2 separate regions of the Homo sapiens genome follow, and region 2 is linked to region 1. A link is a loop called in an ENCODE intact Hi-C map of the cell type or tissue named here. Cell type or tissue: pancreas. All regions are shown on one strand. Each heading gives the region's core, and the rest is flanking DNA. Links, peaks and the distances in the headings are about the cores only. Region 1 has its middle 2.9 kb from the start of TRAF5. Region 2 has its middle 22 kb from the start of RD3.

Region 1 (2,921 bases), core at 249-2,748:
AGAGTAGGTGCTTAGTGAACCCAAGTTCTCCTTCCTGTTCTGCCATACACTATACTTTCCCTCTCTTTTTGTGGGTGTGTATTTTTTGAGAGAGGTTCTCACTCTGTCACCCAGGCTGGAGTGCAGGGGCATGATCACAGCTCACTGCAGGCTGGATCTCCTGGGCTCAAGTAATTCTGCCGCTTCAGCCCCCAGAGTAGCTGGGACTACAGGCACACACCACTACGCCCACCTCCCCCAGCTCCTTTTTTTTTTTTTTTTTTTTTGAAGAGATGGAGACTTACTATGTTGCCCAGGCTGGTCTCAAACTCCTGGGTTTAAGCGATCCTCCCACCTCGACCTCCCAAAGTGCTGGGATTAAATGTGCAAGCCACTACGTCCCACCCGCTTTCTCTTACCATTGCCTGCTTCTTGCCTCTCTTCTCATTACTTCCAAGCATAATAAAGTTGATACTGTTTTTTAGAAGTTATATCTCCTTTCACTGGCTGGAACATCAGTGTCTAGTATGCATACATGCAGGTATGCTCAGAATCCCTGGTCCTGTCATTGACTGTAATTTGCTTCTCTCTCCTACTCCTCTCCCCACCAACTAAATAAAGCAGTCAATTGTTCCAAAAATTACATCCAAGCCTTAAATATGATGGAATAAAACCTGGGATAGAGAGGTGGATCTTTATTGTGGTGGGAAATGGGGGCCGCATAACTCGAGGGCTGCGTCTAAGTGGAAAGGGTAAAGGAATTTTAGACGGGTATTAGTCAGAAGTCAGTAACATAGTCCCAATTCCCTGTTGATCATAAAGCGGAATTTGAATCCTGTATGTACATAAATGCACATATAAAAAAACATTAAATACCTTCAAGTGATAACTAACGTTTATTAAGGTTTCTTTTTTTTTTTTTTAGATGGAATCTCGCTCTGTCACCCAGGATAGAGTGCAGTGGCGTGATCTTGGCTCACTGCAACCTCCACGTCCTGGGTTTAAACAATTCTCCCACCTCAGCCTCCCGAGTAGCTGGGACTATAGGCGTGCACCACCACACCTAGCTAATTTTTGTATTTTTAGTAGAGATGGAATTTCGCCATGTTGGCCAGGCTGGTCTCAGATTCCTGATCCCAAGTGATCCACCCACCTCGGCCTACCAAAGTGCTGGGATTATAGGCATGAGCCTCTGTGCCCGGCCTATTACGTTTTATATACCAGGTACTGTGCTCAGTGTTTTTTATATTAACTCATTTAATAATCAACTCCATTTTATAGATGGAAAATCTTATCTATTGAGCAATTTGCCCAGAATCACAAAATTCTTAGTTTGAGAGAGGCAGAATTTGAATTCTGGGAAGTCTGGTTCTGGTACTCCTAGCCACTATACCCTACCCCTCAAATAAATGACTGATGTGAATTCAAACAAAACAACTTAAAGACAAATTTTAGTACTTTTAGTGTTTTGAAAATATTCAGCATTAAGTTCAACATTATATCTAACATTGAAGAGAATCCAACCTTCAAACTAAATTCAGCTACAAAATAAGACCAGGGCTGAACTATACACTACAGTTTTATGCAGAAGAAAAGCACTAACCCTTTTATCTGTTGCTTCTAGACACCGTAAGATTGCCCCAGACGCCCGAAGACATGGATTTCAGCTGTTTAATTTGCTGTATAAATTAGGGTGAGAGACTGCAGCCCTGGCTGCCAATGTAAAGATGGTGCTGATGGAGAGGTGAGGACGCCGCCTACTGGAATAGTAGATGGATGCATTATCTTCCTCAGGCTGCTCCTCTGTGACGAGACTGATCAATGTAGTGAGTTAGCTTGCAGGGCAAAAGTTCATACTTCCCATCACCTAGAGATCAGTGAGATCAGATAAGGAGGGAAAATCCTCTCCTTGGGCCATAGATTGCGACTTTGACTCCATTGCAAGTTACAATGGAAAGTCTTTGTCTGTAAACAGAACCACACATGGAAAATGTGATATACTGTAGCAGCAAACCACTTCCAGGCAAAATGCAGATCTCAGGGTCTTGTGCACAGAGAATACTCAGCTTGCTCACTAAGTAGGTGTTGTATTGAGACAATATATGAATGACTGATCCCTCTGCTTCCATCAAATAACCTTTAGCTCAGCTCTGCCTGTCAGTGTGCTGACCACCACAAGAAGAGAGGCGGGGAGTACTGGGATGGGGCAGGGACCGATGTAAATTTTTTTAAGCCTCCCTTTGCAAAAGAACCTGTGTATGTGCATTCAGCAGCTGCACCTTTAACTTAGGAGCTTAAGAAAAAACCATGTTTCTTTTGTTCTACCTTGTTTTACTCTATTGTTATTTACTGTGTTATAGGGTCAGCACCAGTTGAAAAAAGCAGACCTGTACTGTTCCTATGGCCATATATTATGTATTTATTCCAGGGGATCCCCTGCTTGATACATAAACACACCCTTCTTTATTCCTGTTCATGGTTTAATTGTCTGATGGTCAGCCTTGGCTGGAGAAATGAGATTTTTATTGTTTTTACATTAGACCTCCTGTCTTCATTGTACACCTGGCTAAGTATGAATTCTGTCCTCTTTGACAGTTTCTTTAATAAGATTCACACATGCAATTCCTATCACTGCTAGGAAAACATTTTAACATATTAATTCTGCATAATCACCAGAAGCCATTACAATATAGATTTAAAAGTTATTGTTTAGCCTTAGGAATCATGAAGTAAGATAATAGGTTTGATTGGCACAGTTTGGTCTTGGATTTTTTAATAGGTTGGTAACAAGGAAGACCATTTATTTGGTATTTATTTTTGAGAATGGTGCTTACTCTATATGCTGAGATTTCAAGCAATGATCTTGGAACCCTGGTTAGTCACATCTTCCATTTCACAGAAAACAGGACAGAAGCATTAGAAAGAAAGGCATAAGCTCAGGA
Region 2 (2,921 bases), core at 306-2,805, 150 kb before region 1:
AGTCACTCATTGTCCCTACTGTGAAGTCAGCTCACTATTATTGCTTTCTGAGAAACTTTTCGTTTTGTTTTTTTTGTTTTTTCTCTGCCACTCCATCTTATCTTAAAAAGTTTCCTGTTTTTGTTGTTGTTTGGTTGGTTGGTTGGCTTGGTTTTTTAACCCATGAGCAGATTTTGCTCTTACTCAGGGGAACAAAAGGAATTTAACGGTCTAGATAAAATTGTTTGAATTTTGAGGCTATTGAACATTCTGGATTATAGTTCTGGTGAAATTATTCTGCCACTTACATCTTTGCAAATCATTCACTCTCTTGAGGCTCCTGTTCCTTATCTATTAGAGAAGCATAGATACCTTTCTACTGCCCAGGCTTGTGGTGAGGTTTAAATAAGATCAAATGCTTTCCCAACTATAAAAGAACTTTCAAGTTTAAGATCTTACAGTTGTCTGTGACAGTCTTCTCTTCAATTAGTATGGGTAACTGAAAGTCGATTGAACACACTGAAGAGCACTTTTCACCTTCCTTCCTCTGGAGTGTCCAGACCTGGCTCTTTAATCATTGCCCTTGAGCCCAATTTCCCTCATCTTTTAGATCTGTGGTTCTCAAGCTTGGCTGCACATTAGATTATCTGGCACCCAGGCCACATCTCAGGCCAGTTAAATCAGAAACTTGGGATGGGACTCAGGCATCAGTTTTTCTAAAGTTTTCTAGGTGGTTCCATTGTGCAGCCAAGGCTGAAAACTATGGTTTTAGATTATTCTTTCTGGGGAAATCAGGAAATTCTCTGTTGGCACAACTGAATCTATTTAACTCTAACACATGCACAAATGATTTCATTTCAATAGATTAATGCGCTTTGGACCTATTACAATGGTTATGTGATCTTATGTTAGAGATAGATGGTTGCAAAGTAGTTTATCACATAGATGTTTATCAGCTGTGATCGATGTTTATCATCTCCTTAGCAGCATTCAGGAAATGCTTGAAGATGAGATGTATCTTTTTTTTTTTTTTAGACAGAGTCTCGCTCTGTTGCCCAGCCTGGAGTGGAGTGCAGTGGCACGATCTTGGCTCATTGCAACCTCTTCCTTCCAGTTTAAGCAATTCTCCTGACTCAGCCTCCCAAATAGCTGGGGTTGCAGGCTATTTTCATATTTTTTTTTTTACAAATAAAATACCACCATGCCCAGCTAATTTTTGTATTTTTAGTAGAAACAGGGTTTCACCATATTGGCCAGGCTGGTCTCGAACTCCTGACCTCAGGTGATCTACCCACCTCAGTCTTCCAAAATGCTGGGATTACAGGTGTGAGCCACCATGCCTGGCCAAAATGTATCTTGTCAAGAGTGCTGCAAATACCATTTTATAGCAACTAGAAAATGGAGAGGGTGATAAGATCTGAGCTTTTTTTATAAACCTGCAAGAATACAATTACATAGGATGAAAATTATCTGGTGTCTGTTATGGACACTATTCATAAGGGGTGAGAGAGAGAGAAGAAGAGAGAGAGAGAAAATGAGAAAGTTGTAATCCAGCAGGTAGAAATAGCTGTCTGGGAGTGGGTTGTAGGGAACTCTTTCCTGCTTCTTGTGCCAAGTGGTAGAACTGGGAGGGAGGCAGCTGGAGCTAGTAAAGGTGAGTGGGAGGGTGCAGGTGCTGCCCTTGTCCTCAGAACAGGTAAAAGTGACATGTTTGACCGTTGGGCTTAAAGCCATCTTCAGATGCGAGCCGGTCCTGGGAATCAAGTTTGTTCTTATTTGCAGAGGTCCCGTGAAGGCCCCCTGGTGGTCACGGGCGGCTCAGCCAGAGAGTCCATTGTGCTGGCTGTGGGATCCCCATGGATCAGCGCCTGTACCGGAGCAGAGTGCGCTCTGAGTGCACCATTCTTCTCCAGCCGGAAGCAGCCTCCCTTTGCAGGTTTGCCCAGGATAGCCTTTGGCAGGACAAGAGACTTGCGCCGTCACATCCTCTCTCAGCTGCAGACATGGAGCACCTGCTGTGACATCTACAAACAGTGTGACCTTGGCACAGCTACTTAACTTTGCTGAGTCTCAGTTTTCTCATTTGAGTAACAATATTTGCACGACACTGTGGTTGTGGAAATTAACTGATATCAAGGCATATAAAGCTCCTGGAACCAGAAGGGTGTTCAAAGGCTTCTTGCTGTGTTATGTGTGTGCTCTTATTTTCCACTTGCTCACTTGCCTCTGGGTCCTCAGTGACCTGTCCCCATGGTGTAGCCTCTGTTTCCTGAGGCTTAGCTTGGATGCCTCCCACCTACCACCACATCACATTGCTTTCCTTCAGTTCATTTTCTCATTTGACCTCCACACTAACTCTGGGAGGTAGATGAGAAAGCAACATCCTTTCCAGTGTAGCCAGGAGCTAAGCAATTTGCCCACCATCAAACAGGAAATCACTGGCAAGAGTAGCAAGAAAATGACCCACCATTTTGGGACACTTACTATGTGAGTAAGGCACATGCTGAGCATGGTGCGTGCATTATCTCATTTTATCCTCACAAACAACATGGTGAGGCAGGTATTTTTATCTCCATTTTACAGGTACAGAAGCAGAGGTTTAGATGGCTGACTTTTCAAAGTTGTAAAGAGAGTAGCAGGCATAGCCAGAATTTAAACCCATTTCTCATCAGCTGTAGAGGCCTCTCTGCCTCTCTGGCAGTAACTTGAACTTAGTTCTCTTGATTCCTAGAAAACTGCTTCTTTTGCAACATGATGCTGCTCTAGGAACAACTTAGCAAATCCACAGCTACCAAAAGCACAGTGTTTGATTTCTCTTCTCTTTTCCTGGAGACGTTTTTACTTAGGATAACTTACTGCCTAATGCTGAATAGCCAAAAATGTATGCCTCTCAGGACTCAGAATTTTGATGGCCACAATCAGTTGGTCCCCAGAAAAATATC

The links. Hi-C counts contacts between places; a loop is a spot of excess contacts. Peaks named below come from ENCODE experiments on the same cell type or tissue, not always from the same donor. Only the 100,000 strongest peaks of a DNase experiment are listed, where the experiment ranks them.
Region 2: it touches region 1 in a loop (3-fold over the local background); 66 of 110 quality-filtered maps call a loop at or near these places.

Annotation. Positions count from the first base shown.
Region 1 is chr1:211,322,453-211,325,373 of GRCh38, reverse strand. No RefSeq gene overlaps it. Among named protein-coding and RNA genes, the nearest start is that of TRAF5, 2.9 kb to the left of the region's middle. In pancreas, for the core only: a CTCF peak has its summit at 1,745; no DNase peak of the experiment used is centred there.
Region 2 is chr1:211,469,107-211,472,027 of GRCh38, reverse strand. No RefSeq gene overlaps it. Among named protein-coding and RNA genes, the nearest start is that of RD3, 22 kb to the left of the region's middle. In pancreas, for the core only: a CTCF peak has its summit at 1,786 (motif pointing left); a DNase peak (open chromatin) is centred at 1,817; H3K27ac peaks cover 1,307 bases.